2 separate regions of the Homo sapiens genome follow, and region 2 is linked to region 1. Evidence: chromatin loops called from intact Hi-C (ENCODE). Cell type or tissue: Calu3. All regions are shown on one strand. Region 1 has its middle 51 kb from the start of MIR1302-6. Region 2 holds the start of MIR1302-6 (microRNA 1302-6).

Region 1 (5,000 bases):
TTTAATATCCAAATGAAAGACTCATGACCATATTATTGGTGAACTTTTAAAAAATATTGTATTGATTTATAGGAAATTGATAAGCTTTGAGGTAATCTGTAAAATTATTTTTAACCCCCCCCCCCCTTTTTTTAGAATAACTTCCTGGCACTTGATTATATAAGGCTCTTGCTGCTTATGATAGATGGTTGCTCCTCACATATCATTGCATAATTAACCTTTTCTCCCAGGCTCTTAATGTCCAAGAAAATGTTCTCTTCATACCAGTAATGTAGTTCCACTGGAAAGTGTTCTGGGTGAGCTGGGGATTTTTCCTTTGGAGCTGGAATTTGCCCTAGTAATTCTGCCTTCTTTGGAATTCTGTGAGTTCTGTGAGAGGGCAGATAATCATAGTGGTGTATGACCAAGCACTCACCTTTTATCTTTAACTCTCAGAAGAAATTGTTTTTCAGAAAGAAATGTCAAAATGACATTATTCATGAGAAAAACTAGTCATGAGTTTTGGACTCTCTAGGAATGTAAACATGTTTAATAAAAGCTGGTGACAGTTTTTCGGTCTGCTGTTACTGGAAAGCCTGCTTGATTTCCTTCCCTGTGTTTTTCTGGTCTTGAGATCTCCAGTGCTTTCTGAAGATCCAGGAATGCCGTACAAATGGGAAAAGCCAGACTGTTATCTTGAACCTCTGTTTTTGAAATCTCTGTCTGATAAGGAAAAAAATATTGCAAGTCATTGTAGTTACTTGTTTGGTTTGTCACTGGAATTCCAAATATTTGCTTGGTGGTTCATGGACATGTAAATTTTGGGATATGTTACTATTGTTTAGGGTATACTGTCTGTAAAATAAGTTATTAACCCAGTGACTGTTAACTAGATCTTCCAAAAGCCCTGTCTCCTATCATTTTATGTGTATTGAAAAATTATTATAATTAGAGATTTTTTTAAACTCTTAGAAAATGAAAGTATACAGCTATGAAAATTCTGTTTGGGTAATTTTTTAAAAAATTTATTTTCAGTTCAGAGGTACATGTGCAGATTTGTTATACAGGTAAACTGTGTGTCACAGGGCTTTGGTGTACAGATTATTTCATCATGTTTGGATAATTTTTATGTTATTTTTTAATGCATTTTTATCCTTTTGTCTGTATTATTGTGCTTCCTTTTTTATTAAAGAAGAGTTGGATGTATCTTACTTTGGCTTTATGTTTAAAGTGAAACAGTAAATTGAAAGATTTTAACAGGTCGTGGTATGTCAATGAAAGAACCTAGAAATTAGCAGAAAAATGCAGGAAGCCAACTATAGATATTGGAAAAATAATACATACCATAACTTGAGTTAGGTAATGTACACTATCGAGTCTTTGAATTTCAATAAAGTATGTCAAAGTAGACATTGTATGTCATTTTCCCTTCTGTTGGGAGAACTGATAATCCGCCTACCCATCTGCCTTCCTACCTTTCTTAGTTTTCTTTCTTTTTCTTTTATTCTGCCTAAGTCCAGAAAAGATTTGGGGTCTATATAAGTAAGTTATGGAAAATAAAATACGTGAGGAGGAAGGGAAATGAAGGGAAATTGGGTACACCCTGTTAGTACCTGCATTTAAATTCTGTGAAGTTGCTTGAAGACGGATGGATCTGTGTCTGAGCTTCCTGATTAGCAAGTCTGTTGTCTATGGTGCGATTAATCTCTTCTCAGCCTAACTCTGATATAGTCACTGCCCTGTATAAGAAATGTCAGTGGCTCTCTATCACATCTATTTAAGGTATATAAGAACCCGTACCCTTTTCAGGCTTATCTTATTTTTCTCCTCAATGAACCCCACTCTGTTCAACATGTAGAGCTGCTTACCTTCCCCAGGTCCAGTTTTCTTGCTTGGAGGCCTTTGAATGACCCTTCCTCACCACTGGGAGTGTCCTGTTTACTTATCTTCAACACCCAGCTCCTACTCCATTCTTCTGTGAGGCCTTCCTGGGTGACGCTGACATTTGTTACCTCTCTCAGTTCTGGAACTTACCTTAGTACTGGGGTTGTCTTCTCTAATAGGCTTAGCTTTTTGAGGGCAAGGGACATCTAAGTACATTTTGTGGGGTGTATATAGAGTGAAGCAGTTGGCAGCTGTATTTATGGTTGCTCTCTTAGTTAAGTAATATACTGCCCAGCACACAAAAGGAGCCAAATAAGTGAAGAATAAAGGGCACTTTGTGAGGAGGCTGATTATAGTGGTGCTAGGGGCATGGAATTGGGGAGGAGGGAAGCAGTTGAATATACCTGAGCAAAACCAAACTGTTTCATATGTGTCATGAATCATATCCCTTTTCTTTTTGCTTATTCATTTGTTGACTTTCGGTTCTTTTCACCTCTAGTGCTATCCACTGAACTTCCTCCATCCCCCTACCTCCCCTTCCCTCCCGTTCCCTCCTCCACCTCCCCTCCCCTCCCCTCTCCTCTTTGACAGAGTCTTGCTCTGTCACCCAGGCTGGAGTGCAGTGGCACAATCTTGGCTTACTGGAACCTCCACCTCCCTAGTTCAAGCAATTCCCTTGCCTCAGCATCCCGAGTAGCTGGGATTACAGGCACATGCCACCATGCTGGCTAATTGTTTTGTATTTTTAGTAGAGACAGGGTTTCACTATGTTGGCCAGACTTGTCTCGAACTTCTGACCTCAGGCAATCTGCATGCCTTGGGCTCCCAAAGTGCTGGGATGACAGGCGTGAGCCACTGCACCCGGCCCCCCTCTTTCTAAGGTGGCTTATCTATTCATTGAACAACAAACATTGCAATAGGGTAGTCATTGTTTGCAAGACTTGTGGTTTCATACTGAGTTCTCTAAATGTGGGGAAGTTGCTAAGTTTGGCTCTTCTTCAGCTAGCACAGCGGTAGAAGCAGACCTACCACCCTCTTTCCTTTTAGTAACTTGAACTTCTCCCTGTTTCAATGCTTATAAACCACCTCTCTCCCAAAACAAATATGTATTGTGGTTAAGAATAGTGGAAAGAGTGACATGATTTTTAATTGTGGTTGAGCAGGAAATTGTTTTAAGTTAGTTTAGAATTCATTGATCCAACATTCTTTATACTTTTAAAAAGTAATACAGTTTTGCATACTGTATAATTAGCAGTAACTTTTAAATATACTACGTTTCTGAGGACCTTCAGTAAAATACATAGAAAGGAAAACATCCGGCTTAAAATTTGTGACTTTTCAATCTGTATACATTTTCAGTTCCTCTTATTTAAAGTGATAGACTAATAAATATTTTAATATAATGGTTGAAGTCTTTATTAAGATTAAATTAGGATCTTAAACTTTCTGTGTGTCTCCATTAAAGATGTGTTTTTGGCTTCATTATTTGACAGTGTTGTGGTATGGCATTTAATGGAGAACAAGATCTCTTACTTTGGAATGTATCTGGTCAAATGGAGTTCCTTTCATATTTGCCCAGGAAGCTTATTTTTCTAAAGATTATGGAAATAACAGATGTGGAACAAGCAAGCACTGCATGTCTTTCATTCAGAGTTCTCTGAGGAACCACCTTGGGTAGGCTTTTGTTTGTCACACACATAGCAAGTATGTCTTTACCCTGACTGATGCAATAGTCCAGCCTCCTGTGGGGTATCATCCACTAACAATAATGCCATAACCCATTAGTTGATTGCAAACTCTCTGAATCCATAGGGACTTGCCCCAGTCCAAATGAGTGACTAATTCTTAAACTACAAGGTAAAGCTGAGGTCCTAAGGGAGGAGGGACATGTTAAGGTTTGACTGTTTATTTTGCTTGTTATTACTGCAGGATCATTAAAGAAATGTTTATATCCTGTTGGGGTTCTATGTTCTTAACCACTATATAAGGATGAATAAGCTTTGTTTTTTTTGCTTCTACCTCTCTTATATTTCTTTCCATTCTCTACCCTCCCTCTCCTAAGGAAAAATGGTGTTCACACTCATTGGGTCTAAATAAACCCAAACGTCTTTTCTTTGAATATTTTATTACCTTATCTGTTTATCTATTAATGAGAAATTATACAAATGCATATTTGAAGTTCTTAGTAAAAGCCCAAGGACTTAAACGCAGCTCTGGAAACACCTGTCATCTATCTTTTATTTAGTAAATCTCCCTTTGTCCCAGATTCCTCATTTGGAAAATATGTCATGAATTTGTTATGTTGGTATCATAAAAGATGTAATTGTACAAGAGATAGTAAAGTATCACATGTTCATTTAGAATGATCACACATAAATATGTGCTTTTTTCTCTCAACCGTGACCTGTAACTATCCTTTTTTGAATGTCACAAAAATCTCATGTCTATAAGCCTCTCCACACTGATGAGATTGAGGCCTAAAACCATCATCTCCCAGCTCTGTCACAATTTCCAGATTTGTCTCTGTCTTTAGGTTTGCTCACTTTTGAGCACATAGAATTATGCCATCCTTTTCAAATTACATGTCAGCTCCTTACTTTATCCTACCCCCAGTAGTGAGCGCCTTAGTTGCCTTGCTTCATCTTTTGATGTGTTTTTACACTGTTTGTCATGCCAGCATTTCTTGTGAGCACCCTCCCCAAGACACATACACACACACACACACACACACACACACACACACACACACACACACACCACATTCTTAACCTATGGACATTTGCTGCTGTAAATTCATTATATATGGTGCATTGAAAATGTTTGCTCTGTGTTTCTTTCTGGACCTTGTGCTAGCAACTTTGTTTTGTCATTTTTGTCAAGTGATTTTCTTTTTTCTTTTTTTTTTCCAAATCAGCTAAGTCACTGATAAGATTGATGAGTATGAGAGATTGATCATTTTACAATTTCCATCCTGCGGCCATATGAGAGGTTGTATTTGGTACCTAGATTAGATCAAAGAGTGTCAGAACTCAATGGGCTGTATAACATGTGGCAGGTAGCAGAGTAAATTGGAAAGAATAAGAATACCAGAAGGAGCCAAGAAATACCTGTTGGAAACCCCAATCTGCCCTAACTAA
Region 2 (5,000 bases), 51 kb before region 1:
GTCATGGGTTCATTTCACTTTATTTATTTATGTATTTGTTTATTTATTTAAGAATCCAAGAGATTGATCTGGTTCCTTCCATTTGCCTTGCCCCCAGCTGCTGTTACTGACAGGGTTTCTGCTTTCCATATTGCCCATTCTAGAGCAACACACAACCTCACTGCATTTTTCTTACACTTCTGCCTCTGATCCCAAAAGGAACAGATGACTGATATTTTCTCAGTTTTTCTTTCTTTCTTTTTCTTTTTTTTTTTTTAACATTGTTAGCAACAGAGGAAATAGATGACAGTGGTTGTTGGGGGAAGCTTCTCTGCCCTTCACACTTTTTCATCCTAGCACTGTAGAGAAAGATAAAAGAACATTAAAGCAGAAAGAGTGTGTTCTTGAGTCTGTAATACTGAGGTATTATCTTCTTATATTTTTGATAAATAGCCAGATTTGATGATGAGGAGGGAGAAAGGTGTGTTGGAGGAAGTTGACTCGTGGCTGAGAACAGCTGCAGCAGTCCTGGGGAATGAGGGTACCCCCCCATCTTTTACCCTTTGTCTCAGCCATATCAATTCCTGCCACCCGGGACACTGCCTAGGACAGGCTGCAGTGCAAGTGAAGATCAAGGACTGGAGAGGGGAAGGGGCTGTGAAGGCAACATCAAAGGTTTTGGGGCTGTGAGGGGAGATGGCACAGAGATCCTCTGTTGAGACGCTGAGTTTCTAGGACTTTCCTGAATCTCTTTTTTCCAAGGGAATGTATATATACACTAACACATATATATATGCGTGTGTGTGTGTGTGTGTGTGTGTTAAATGGAGCAACAAGATGAGGACTGGCTCATGATATATATGATTTGTTTCTTAAGTGATGATAAAATAAATTCTGAAGTACTGTGGTGATTTTAATGACAACACTTTGGAAACCTTTTGGGACATGTAGACAGGGATTACAGTCTGTGTTATCTACTTATCTATCTCAGGGGTCGGCATACCATTCATATTTACTATCAGCAAGATAGTAAATATTTTAGGCTTTGTGGGCCATATGGTCTGTGTTACAACTACTCTGCCCTTGTAGCAGAAAAGCAGCCATGCACAATAGCTAAGCAAGTTGGCCGTGTTCCATTAACACTTTAGCTATGGACAACTTCCTTGTGTTTCCTTCAGTTTCATATAATTTTCATGTGTCATAAAATATTTTTCTGTTGAGTTTTTAAAAAACTATTTAAAAATGTGAAAACACTCTTACTTTGTAAGTGGTGCCGAAACAGGCCTACAGGCTGTAGTTTGTCAACCCTGAGTCTATCTGGCTATCATTTGTTTATTTGTTGGTCTATCTACCTGTATGTTTTCCTTCTTCCTTCTTTCATCTAGGAGAAGAAATCTGGTTCCATTAAATTTTGTATGAGAAATTCTTTCCTATTTATATAGTCAACTACTCTAAACACTTACAAAGGGGATAGAGAATAACTGATTTATTGGATTTCTGGTATTGATTCGCTTGTGTCCTGTGGTTGAACTTGTACAAGCTTTATGTATTATTATTATTTTAAAATACTACATTTAGCATTCTTATAGCCAATTTAGAATAATTACTTTGTAAAAGATCCTTGAGGAAGTACATTACATCTAATAAAAAATTATCTTGGATCTTGTTAAGACTTGAAAACCCCAGGTGAATGATAGCGTTGGGTCAGTTTTTACATTCTGAATAGAGCACGTGTTTTTTCTGAGTCAGACAGGCAAGACTTGGATAGCTGTATATTACTGTTTATGAGCCTTATCCTTTCCTGCAAATCAAGTGTTTATTCCACTCCTGAACTTAATTAGCAGCTAAGAGCTTTGTGCTTTGTATTTTAAGGAAGCATGTGATTTGTTCATTAGTTCAAAAGCAGATTAATTATTATATCTTTAGTCACCATCTGTAAACACATCTATATTGGTGAGCTCTCTCCTGCTGAGTTACCTTGAAATGCCCTGTGGTGTTTTATTAGCTTCAATTCTGTGTTTATTACAGTTGGCTGGAGATTTTTCAATTTAGTTTATTGGCCACAGAAAGTCCAATCATTCTGTGGAAACTACCAATTTCTGAGAGTGAGGGGTTTACTAGTGCTGGCTGTCAATTTGCTCTAAACATTTTCCCCAAATCAAACTGTATTTCTGTTTGGATTAAAGATAGTAGTAGTTTGATTATAAGCTAAGATTTTAAGCACCCTATATATTGTCCGCATTCAAGGAAGAGCAATTGGGATTAAAATTAGTAATCTGCATGAAAAAGTATCTTTCTAATCCAAGTTAGCTCCAGACAAAACTGTGAAGTACGTGAACGAAAGAGGATAAATGAATAGTTATTGATGCCTGGGCATTTTAATATTATCTAATTTTGGTTTTGCAGCAATGCTGTTAGGTTCCAAGTGATTCTCAGAGAATTTAAAGAACTTGCATAAGATCATTGATAGAGCTGGGATATGAATCAATATTAGTGTGACTTGTGAGTTTGTGCTTCTCTTCACCAGTGTCTAGATTGTCAGAAAAAAATATAGGACACCTAGTAATATTTGAATTTTATATTATCAACAAATACTTTTTTAGCATAAGTATGTCCCAAATATTGTTGTCCTAAATATTGTGTGGGCCATACATATATTACCAAATTATTTGTTGCTTATCTGAAATTTATATTTAAGTGGGTGTCATGTTTTATTATTACTTGTGAAATTTGGAAACCTTAGTAGTGTCCCTTCCTTCTCTCTCCTTCTCTAGGCATTAAGTCTGTCCAGGAACCCCTTTATCTGCTTCCCTGCTCCCTCTGTACTTCTGGCTTTGGCTTATTAACCCCATTCTTTGCTTCTTTAGTTTGCAGTTTACCTGCTCAGGTAAACTTAAACATTAACTGGGGACCTTATTCTCTCTGGTTTTCAAAGTGTCTAGTGACTATTTTAAAAAAGGAATAGGATTAGCCTGTTTGTCAGAGCTAATGTCTTCAGTGATTATATTTTTCAAGTTATGTATTTACTTAACACAGCCATGCTTTAATGCAGGGTAACTCTAGAGGCCAAAATTTTTAGACCCTGTGCAAAGAAAAAGAAGAGCTTAAGACCATTCTTTTAGTTATTCTGATAGGGTATTTTTCCCACAGAACCTGTTGGTGACTTTATGTTTTTAATTTTATCTAAAATTTGATTATTATTATTATTCAGATTTCTTTTGCTTTTGATTCTTGTATACTAAACAAATTTTGAAGACAATTTTCGTGCATTTAAAAAAAACTTTATAAAATACTTTTCAAAGAATTAGTAGATGATTGAGGTCTCTAACAATTCTTAAACTATATTTTCACTTAGTAAAAGGTAACACTTTTACAATACAATTTTTATTTCTTGAGTAACAAGAATACAGAGGGAAAAGTTACGGTTCTCAGTATCCAACCATTTAGCTATATACCAACATAGTAGCAGACCAGACGCTTCTCAGTGAAGCTAATCCAAGCCAGCACCTTATGTTCTCTGCCCAAACTCTAGGAAACTTGTACCTTTACCAAAAAATCTCAGAGACTGGCTTGGAAACCACTGGGTAAATCAGTAGGATTGTTTTATTATCTAGTTACCTTAAGGACTTTAACTGGGGCCTCAAAGTCTTTTCAGACCACTAAGCAGGAAGCGTGTGCTGTTAGCCATAATGTGGCTGCAATAAGAATGATAGTTTTGGGTCAGCTAACAGTATGTTATGGATGAATGTGGCTCCTTTCATCTCTCTGAATCTTGGCTTTGTTGTCTGTAAAATCAAGCAGGGGTGGGATTGAATGATAGCCGAGGTCTTTATTAGTTTGTTACTGGCTTCAACAGAGTTGGGAAGCCTCAAGCCACATGAACCTTTCTCAGAACTGCTTCTCAGGACACCTTAGGGTAGCTGAGTGATTACAAAAAGCATCTGAACTATGTGCAGATGCCTTGGAATAGAAGCAGGGGATCTGGAAAGGCTGTTCCCCAAGGTCTCTGCAGTCAGCCATGCACTTAGATTTGACTACAGACAAAACAGATGTATTCAAAAAATTGAATGGCATGTTTTACCTAAATGGTAGGGGTTAGGGAAGATAGCTTCTTAATGGGTCTTTGTGCCATGTCTCTTTATTCCTTATGATTAGTACAGCTGAATCCTGATTCTCTTTCCTTTTCCTTGTCTTCCTTCCCTCTCTTCCTGTCTCTCTTTTTTTCTCCCTCCCTCTCTCATTGCTCATTTTTTTCCTTTTCTTCCTTTCTTGCCACTCTAACAGGCTGAGAACAGGACTTTTAGGAGCTAGCTTTCCAGAAGTGATATAGTTACATTGCCTTATCTGGATTTCCAGAGCGCATTTCTCCTCATGTGCTTTTTCGCAAGAGAGAGAACATAACATAAGCCCCTAATCCTTTCAAATATGTTAAAGAGAACAATGCTGTGATTGAAGCAAGGAGACTGGGATTTGACTCTCGTGTCTTCCTCTTACCTACTATTTGTATGGCTATTGAAGAAGTCACTGAATAGATTTCATTATATCTAAAATGTGAGTATAATCCTCATTGAACTCTTAGGATTTCATTAACACTGAAATTCTATTGAAAAACAGTTTTTAAACTGATATACCATGGAAATTATTTTTTCATGTGCCTAGGTAGGTTTGTTTTCTTTCTTCTCTCTGTAATTCCAGAGTTGTTATAATGTGTCTTTCTCTCATGCTAGACTCTAAATTCATTGAGAGAGGACCTTGTTTTATTCACCTTTTAAGTTTTAATTAATAAGCCTATAGAACCTATAAAATGAGTCAGCATTTAGTAGGGTCTTATGTGTACTAATGTGTCTGAAGGCATGTACACATAAATTTAACTAATTTTTATTTTACTTATGATTCTGTCCAGTTTTTAATACAATATTAAAACCTGAGGAAAGCAGAATATTTAACTTTGTTATTATAGTTGATTAAATACTTTACTGTCTTTTTGCATATTCAATTATCTGTAGCTTGTGCAGTCTTGT

The links. Peaks named below come from ENCODE experiments on the same cell type or tissue, not always from the same donor. Only the 100,000 strongest peaks of a DNase experiment are listed, where the experiment ranks them.
Region 2: a loop joins it to region 1, with 4 times the contacts of the local background. A loop is called at or near these places in 3 of 110 quality-filtered maps.

Annotation. Positions count from the first base shown.
Region 1 is chr7:18,175,655-18,180,654 of GRCh38, forward strand. It overlaps a transcript of HDAC9 not described here. Among named protein-coding and RNA genes, the nearest start is that of MIR1302-6, 51 kb to the left of the region's middle. RefSeq lists enhancers at 1,858-2,002, 2,667-2,776 and a cis regulatory region at 1,921-1,938. In Calu3, no CTCF peak of the experiment used is centred here; DNase peaks (open chromatin) are centred at 1,907, 2,727 and 3,607.
Region 2 is chr7:18,124,657-18,129,656 of GRCh38, forward strand. It overlaps MIR1302-6 (microRNA 1302-6), which reads right to left and starts at 2,653; the gene lies at 2,564-2,653. It also overlaps a transcript of HDAC9 not described here. In Calu3, no CTCF peak of the experiment used is centred here; no DNase peak of the experiment used is centred here.